Linked DNA regions of Homo sapiens: region 1 is linked to region 2. The links are chromatin loops, found by intact Hi-C in ENCODE. Cell type or tissue: GM12878. All regions are shown on one strand.

Region 1 (4,000 bases), 180 kb after region 2:
TTCCCAGCACCAGCCCCTGGCGCTTTTGTTTGCTTTCTGCCTCTATCATGTATGTGATATGCGTGCATGAGCCATACGTGCAAACAAAGGAGCAGTAGCATTTGTCGTGGCATATGTATTTGTACCAGTTTCTCTGGGCTTCTGGGGTGGTGTAAGATGGCTTCCTGCAGAGATGTCAACCTCTCATGGTTATTGCTTTCTCTGAGTGGGTCACTGGAAACCAATAAACCATTTTGTCATTGTGTGGTTCAAAGAAGTAAGAATTTGGCATGAAAGTCCATGCCAGAAATGGCATTTTGCTTTGCTCACTCAGCCAATCACCACATGGCAGACTTTTTTTGGCAGGACCAATGTGTAGCCTTTTGTGTTGTGAAATAAGGCTGCCAAAAGTTGAGGGGAAGGAGATGAATGAGATGCCCTTAGAACAGTTCTTGCCACACAGTGAGCTCCATCCATGTGAGTGTTAAATTAAAAATAGATAAAAATATCTCATGGATCTCAACTGATCAATGCTGGAAGACTGGGTACATTCCACAAAATTGGACAGTTAAAGGACTCTCAGAAACAAAACTGAGGAGGCTTTGTTCTTTTTTTTCACCTTGAAGGAAAAGCATCCACCTTTGTGTGCATATACACATATGCATACATACCTACGTGTATGGATATGATGAGAGAGAACGTTGAAACATGAACACCAGAGCCATGCTTCACAAACTGGGGTCAAGTTTTTTTTCCTTGCCACTCCACCATGGGAAGATGCATGGCCCTACTGCACATGACCTCACTACACATGCAGGGTGCCGCCTGTGCCTCACCGTGGGAGTTTTGACAGCACCTAGATTGCTCTGTGCCCTGGTCATTTAGATGACTCCACCACCAGCCACATGTCTGGAAGTTACACCAGTGCACACTGTTAAAACACTAAAGCATCGCCCCAGACACCACACTTTCTGTAGTTCTCTCACCACTGCCTACCTGTAATGAGCCCTTCATGAACCAGCCCCCGTCCACAGTCCACACTCTGGGTTGCACCACCCAAGAGTGTAACCTGGCATTCTGGGCCTGACATGGGGACATTTTATGGGATAATGTGCATGATGGGCACGAGTCACTAAAAGATATATCACTAAATGAACATGAAAATGAAAAGTCACCTTTCTTTCCCTCTAAAGGGAAGGAACTAGATTTTGAATTATTTTACCAACACAGATAGTTAGATATTTAATTTATACACTTAAAAGTGATAGAACCAGCCTGCCAGAAGTTCTGGAAGAAAAATCTGCTGTGTGTTTCCTTCCCGGGCCATGCTTGTGTGGTTGAATGACTGTGCAACCTCTCTCTGTGTAACGTAGAGTATTTCTCACGGTGATTAGTATAAACATATTAAGATGAGCCCAGAAGACAGTAAATCCCAAAAACCAGAAGCTCAGTGAAATGAGGATGGCAGTGGCTGAAAATATTATGGTTCTAGCTAATGGTGAATGATAGAAGAACCCTTGAAATTCTTCTCTTTGAAAAACTAAAATAGACTTGCCCTAATCTGTTTGCCCTGCTGCCTTCTGGTGGTGATGAGGGGAGCGTGCTGAGGGAGGGGAGTGGTGATGGTTTCTTTCCACTAATGGTTTCTTTATTTCACCCTTGAATGGCTCTTTCCAAGCCAGAAAGGAATATACAAGTCATTTATCACATAGAAAGAATCCATACGGCAAAATGAGAACATGTTAAGGGGGAAATGACACAATATTTAGACTCCAAAATTATATCTCCAGCAGGGATATTTGCAAAAACAATGAACAGATAAACACACAAATGGATAGATGGATAGCTAATGGGGGAGGGTTCTTGATGTTTACACACTCTAATCCTTCCTGTGAATTGCAGCCGACCCCCTTGTTGTGGGCTGTTCCCCATTCGGTCCTGTGTTTTTGCTCACAAATGCTGGTTTTCAGTTAATTAAAATGTACACTGGGGACCTTCCTCCTCCCCCACCCTTTTGGCTTAAAAATACCATTTTATGGAAAATGACAACAACAACAAACAAAACCATTGTTTTAAGGATTTGATTCTGAAACGTGTTAGCAGTTTATAATGACCTTTCTATATTTTGTCTGTTTTCATTTAACAGTTTCTTCCTGCACTGAGACTTCCTTATTTGAATGACTTCCACATTTTATGAGATTTTATGTGAGCAAGTATTTGGTGTATCATTCTTATGGACTAGGAGGCCACCTTACCTGTAGGAAGATAATGCACAATTGGCTAATAGAGAACAACATTTGATGGCGTACTTTCATTTCAAGGGCATGGTTATGATCAGGAGTTATGTAGTAAATGTTCAGGAGCTATTCTACACATCTAGAGGCTTTCAGAGACAGGTTAATGACAGAGTTTAGTATTCCATAAAATATTCTTTGAATCCTGCCCTTTGATGGCATAATTGATATACTGACCATCAAAGGAAGAATACACCCAGAAATTAACTAGACACAAATAGGCTCTTCCTTTTAGGAACATGATTGTGGGCAGAGCCTTGGGAAAAAAGAATCTGGGGAGGTAAGTGTCCATGTTGTCTTGCTAATAACTATTTTATGACTTCCAAACACATGCCACAGAAGATCAAAGGAAGAGTGTCATGTCCCCAGTGTTCTTCTTTGGAAAGGGATTCAGCTTTGGGAAAACACTGGTGTTTAAAGGAGAGAAGAAGGGCTGTAGGTTTGGGGGATTCTGGCCTCTGGGAGGACGGCTTCCTTTCCCTCTTTAACAAACATGATCGTCTTGCTAGTGAAACCGTCTTAATGTCAAGTTTGGTTTAATGCTTTCCTAGAGAAACATGTCTGCATGCATTTATTCCTTGTGAAGCCATCCAAAAAGATTGAATTCTTTGGCAGTTATAATTTTGTGTGGTTTCTTTAATTGCTCATTTGTTTAAATGGCTTTTAGCTTTACAGTTTCCCTTTAGGAAATGTTACTTTCATTGCTAATTGCTAATTGACATGAGTCATAGAGATTGGAGGTACAGTATGTGGTACTGACTGGGTGGGGAGGCAACAAGGTGGGTGGGAAGGGTTGCTATTGCACAGGCTATGGGAAAACAAATTTGGATCAAAACCAGGCTCCCGGCTAAAGAGGGGTGAATTTCACATGTACAAAGATATCTGCTTTGGAATTAGATTTTCTGAAAAGTTGTTTTGATTCACATCTTAAAATTAAAAGTAAGGGGTGGGGAGATCAAACAAAACTCAGAGCCAGTCAAACTACTCAACATACTGAATACAAAAGCCTAGTGCAAGTTATCCTGTGCCCAGTCACACTTTTAGAGGTGGTTCCTGGCTGGTTGTGAAGTTCTTCTTCAGGGCTCTGGCTGATTTCTGAGCTCTTTCTCTCCCCATCCCCACTCTTGACAGGTTTAAGGGAAACCACAGGCTCCGAGAGTGATGGGGGTGACTCAAGCAGCACCAAGTCTGAAGGTGCCAACGGGACAGTGGCAACTGCAGCAATCCAGCCCAAGAAAGTTAAGGGAGTGGGCTTTGGAGACATTTTCAAAGACAAGCCAATCAAACTAAGACCAAGGTCAATTGAAGTAGAAAATGACTTTCTGCCGGTAGAAAAGGTATGTTCGACAGTTTCTATTTGATTTCAACTTAATGTGGAATATCCAAAAGTACGTTGTGGGGTTTGGTGCTGGAGGCTTCCAATTCCTCTTTTAGGGTTTCCATGTCCTCATGTACTAGTTGTTTGTCCTGTCTTCTTTTTTAGCTCTCCCTCTGTGTGGGAACGACTTCCCTCAAAAGGCTCATGCTCTAGTTTGCTGCTTTCTTTCTTGCTGATCTCTCTAGGGAATGCTTCTCAGGATGACTTTGGAAATGGACCAGTACTTCTCTATCTGCTTCCCAGAAAAACCCCTCATTCCTGGACCCGCCTAAGTGCATGACCCTGACACTTTTCAGACACTGGCCAATCTCTCTCCGCTCCTTGTACATTTCTCTAGTGCTTTGTGCTT
Region 2 (4,000 bases):
CTGGGGTGTTGGCTGTCTCCTTTGGTCAGTGTGTGTACAGTCATTTGGGGACCAGCCCATTCATCGCAGGCACTTCAATCTTTTAATGCTCTCACTCTTTGAAGAATTATAGGAGCCATATGCTGCTTCCCAGGTAACCGAGACTTGCTAAAAATAGAGCTTAAATGGCCCCACTGTTCTGGCATTGGAAATCGTTGCTTTTTATTTTTAGGCCAGCTTGTGTGATCCGTAGCTACTTTCAAGCTTGGGCAATAAGAATCACTGAGCAAGACCTTTGTCAGTTGAACACTGTTAAGGTTTGAACCTCCACTCCCAGCTAGTTGGAAGGAGAATCCAAATCTATTGAAATAGGGAGTGCTGACCTTCACATGGCTCCCCTCCTCCACCTCCACCCTCTATTAAGCAGGATTCTGTTTCACTGTGGGTTTAGGGTACTTACCACAAGAAAAATACGTTGCAAAGAATGAATTCTGGCTGTGAGTTTATGGCACCAGCCAAACAACCAGAAGAACAGACTGGCATAAAACAGCTTTGAGGCCATTAAAGAACACCACCAAGGCCGAGACCCATGCACTGTGGGTTTTGGGTGGTCTGAAATGGAAATTGTCATCACCATACTTAGGTGCAGATTAATGCATTAAATGATAAATAAGAATAGGCCTAACTTCCATTGCTCATTTCATAAGTAATAGTCTCATTTTACTATCCCCATTCTTGCCCACCTTCAGTTACAGAAATAACTCTGAGTGGGTTTGCTTTTTAAAGATCTGTGTCAAGCAGATATCTCACAAAAATGGCACAGGCAAAGTGTTCTATTTAGAAGTTGCCCTGTGACACAAAACCACAGTGTGTTTTCAGTCCTTGGGCACTGGTTTCTTTGGACATAAGTGCTAGGGGCATGGTGCCGGCCTTCCGGGGGAAGTGACTTGAAAGTGCTGTGGGCTCCGCATAGAGAGTTTTACTTCATTAACAGTCGCTTATCCGTCAGGTCCAAAAGACGCAGCGGTGGTACTGGTAACCAGGTATATTCGTTTCCTATTGTTGCCCTAACAAATTACCATAAAATGAGTGGCTTAAAACAACACAGATTTTACTGTCTTACAGTTCTGTGGTCAGAAGTTTGATGTGGGTCTCACTGGGCTAAAATCAAAGTGCTGACTGGGCTGCATTCCTTTTTGGAAACTCTAAGGAAAATCCCGTTCCCTTCCATTTCCCATCTTCTAGAGGCAGCCCGTATTCCTTGGCTCATGACCCCTTCCTCCATCTTCAAAGCCACCAACAGTGACCCAGGTCCTTTTCAGGTTGTGTCACTTGATCTTCTCTCCTGTGCCCCCGCTCTCTTTTTAAGAACCCTTGTGGGTACATTGGGTCCACCTGGATAATCCAGGCGACTCTTCCTTTTGTAAGGCCAGCTGATGAGCAACCTTAATTCCATCTGCAACTTTCATTCCCTTTTGCTTGGGATTGGGATGTGGAAATCTTTGCAGGGGGTGGGGGGGTGTTGTTCTGCCAATCCACACCAGGGACTTTGTTTTCCTAAATCTCCATGTCGGGTAGGGCCAAAGGGGCAATCATTTTGGTGGCAGCCTACGTGGAAGATGGCTTCTATATTTGCAGAGTTTCAGGAAGTTGAGAGGGTTTCTCTTAGACCACTAGACTGTGAAGTTTGTCAGATACCTTGTTTCTCTGTAGGGTGGTCCTGGAGTTTTGATGATCCCAGCTGAGACTCTTACCAGGGGCTGCTAGAGCCTGGGGATGGATGGCTGTGAAGGGGAGCAGGGAGTTAGGATGACTGGTAGCAGCTGGGCTGGCCAGCGAGCGAGGAATGAGGAAGCAGGGGGATGAGGACAGGAAATGATAGACGAGTCTGCCCCTTGGGAGAGAGAAAATAGAAGATGGGGTTGATTACATCTGGCCCCAAAGAAAATAAAAGCATGGGCTTTTTTGTTTGTAGGCTTTGTGATTGATTCTACTGTTGAGTCAACTTAGACGCTGGGCTAAACAAATTTATTTGCTTACTTTTTGGACATCCAGTGCACTCTTGCCACTAAAAGCCTCAGGGGTTCATTGTGGCCACTTGGTGTCCCGAGGGAGGTTGGGGGGTGTTGGGTGTCACTGTCCAAACAACTCTCTCTGGAGAGAGCAGCAGCCCAGCTGGGGACCCCGTCCCAGGAGGGCTCTGCTCTGGAGAATGTAAACCGGTCTGGTACAGGCTCACAGAGCCTTAAATGTGTTCTCAAGAATTCTAACAAATAATCTGTTGTGAACTTAAACTGGTTTGGACTTTGAAGAACTGACAAGTTCTTTTGAGAAATAGTACGTGGGAGCTTTGTGCATCCTTTCCCACGGTCCCATGACTGGGAGGTATGTTACAGTGAAAGCAAGTCTCAGACACGTTTTGGCCACTCATTCAGACACTTGTTAGTAAGCAGGCATGAAGAGAGCCCTGCTTTAGCTGGGCGTGGTGGCACATACCTATAGTCCCTGTTACTTGGGAGGCTGAGGTGGAAGGATTACTTGAGCTCAGGAGTTCAAGGCTGTAGTGAGCTATGATCCTGTCACTGTACTCCAGCCTGGGCAACAGAGCAAGACCCTGTCTCTTTAAAAAAAAAAGAGAGCACACTGCAGTCTGTTTTGTAAGCTCAGCAAAGCTTGAGCCCTCTGGCCGGGCCCCTTTTGGGAAAGAGACATTCAAGGCAGATGCCACTGTATTCCAGTGCCGGGATTCAGCTAACCCCCAGGGAGGGGACAGGGTCCTCCTTTAGTGGTTGACAATGGCCCCTGACAGTCCTGGGCCTCTTCTCTGAAGGGGGCAGACTGCTGTTATTTCTAGATTCTTTTGTGCGGTTCTTCTGAGGATGGAGATGGTGGCACAATATTTTCACCCAATTCCTAGAGCAGAGGGCCACTGCTTGTTTTCATCATGCTAATTAACCAACTCTGGTGCAAATGGACTCTGATTAGTCTTTCAAATGCTGATCCACCATCCCTGGAGTGCTTGTTTTTCATTTGGATACTTCAATTGTGAGCTGACCTCTTTTAGGATAAGGATCAAAGCCAAGTAATACAGAGCTATATGAGGAGACTTCAACAAGTTCATGGAAAATGGGTATTATGAAAAAACTATTCATGGATTTAAATTTTTTTTTTTTTGCACCAAAATAAACTCACACTAACTTGGCTGTAACATGTCTGAATAGTATCTAGTTTGAGGCACTAAGAAAGATAAGACACCAGTTTGGAAAGAGCCCCTATCAGAGCAACATGAATTCTGCTAAAATTGAAGCAAGAACAAACACCAAACTTATAGTGAAGCTTGAGTGGAAGAATGGTGAAATAACTGATGCTTTACACAAAATTTATGGGGACAATATTCCAAAGAAATTAGCAGTTTACAAATAGATAGCTCATTTTAAGAAAGGACAAAACAATGTTGAAGATAAGGTCTGCAGCGGCAGACTATCCATATCAATTTTCGAGGAAAAAATTTATCTTGTTTATGCCCTAATAGAAGAGGACTGACAATTAACAACAGAAACAATAGCCAACACCACAGACATCTCAATTGGTTCAGCTCACACAATTCTGACTGAAAAATTAAAACCGAGCAAATTCAATGGGTGGCAAAACCATTGCTCCCAGATCAGGTGCAAACAAGAGCGGAGCTTCCAGTGGAAATTCTAAACAGGTGAGATCAAGATCATGAAGAATTTATTGGAAGAACTGTAACAGGAGATGAAACACGGCTTTCCCAGTGCCATCCTGAAGACAAAGCACAATCAGAGCAGTGGCTACCAAGAGGCGGAAGTGGTCCAGTCAAAGCAAAAGCGGTCAAGAGCAAAGGTCAGGGCAACAGTTTTTGGGGATGCTCCAGGCATGTTGCTTGTTGACTTCTTGGAGGGCCAAAGAACAATAAAATCTGTTTATTATGACAGTGTTTTGAGAAAGTCAGAGCATGAGCAGAAGAACATCCAGGAACAGTTCACCAGAGAGTTCTTCA

The links. Peaks named below come from ENCODE experiments on the same cell type or tissue, not always from the same donor. Only the 100,000 strongest peaks of a DNase experiment are listed, where the experiment ranks them.
Region 1: a loop joins it to region 2, with 2.3 times the contacts of the local background. A loop is called at or near these places in 1 of 110 quality-filtered maps.

Annotation. Positions count from the first base shown.
Region 1 is chrX:19,683,433-19,687,432 of GRCh38, reverse strand. It overlaps SH3KBP1 (SH3 domain containing kinase binding protein 1), which reads left to right. Exons shown (of 18, transcript NM_031892.3): 6 at 3,405-3,610. Among named protein-coding and RNA genes, the nearest start is that of MAP3K15, 170 kb to the right of the region's middle. In GM12878, a CTCF peak has its summit at 1,557 (motif pointing left); no DNase peak of the experiment used is centred here; H3K27me3 peaks cover 120 bases.
Region 2 is chrX:19,861,816-19,865,815 of GRCh38, reverse strand. The region is part of intron 1 of SH3KBP1 (SH3 domain containing kinase binding protein 1); the gene reads left to right. Among named protein-coding and RNA genes, the nearest start is that of SH3KBP1, 24 kb to the left of the region's middle. RefSeq lists enhancers at 1,690-1,739, 2,110-2,409, 2,654-3,260. In GM12878, no CTCF peak of the experiment used is centred here; DNase peaks (open chromatin) are centred at 792 and 2,245; H3K4me3 peaks cover 2,137 bases; H3K27ac peaks cover 4,000 bases.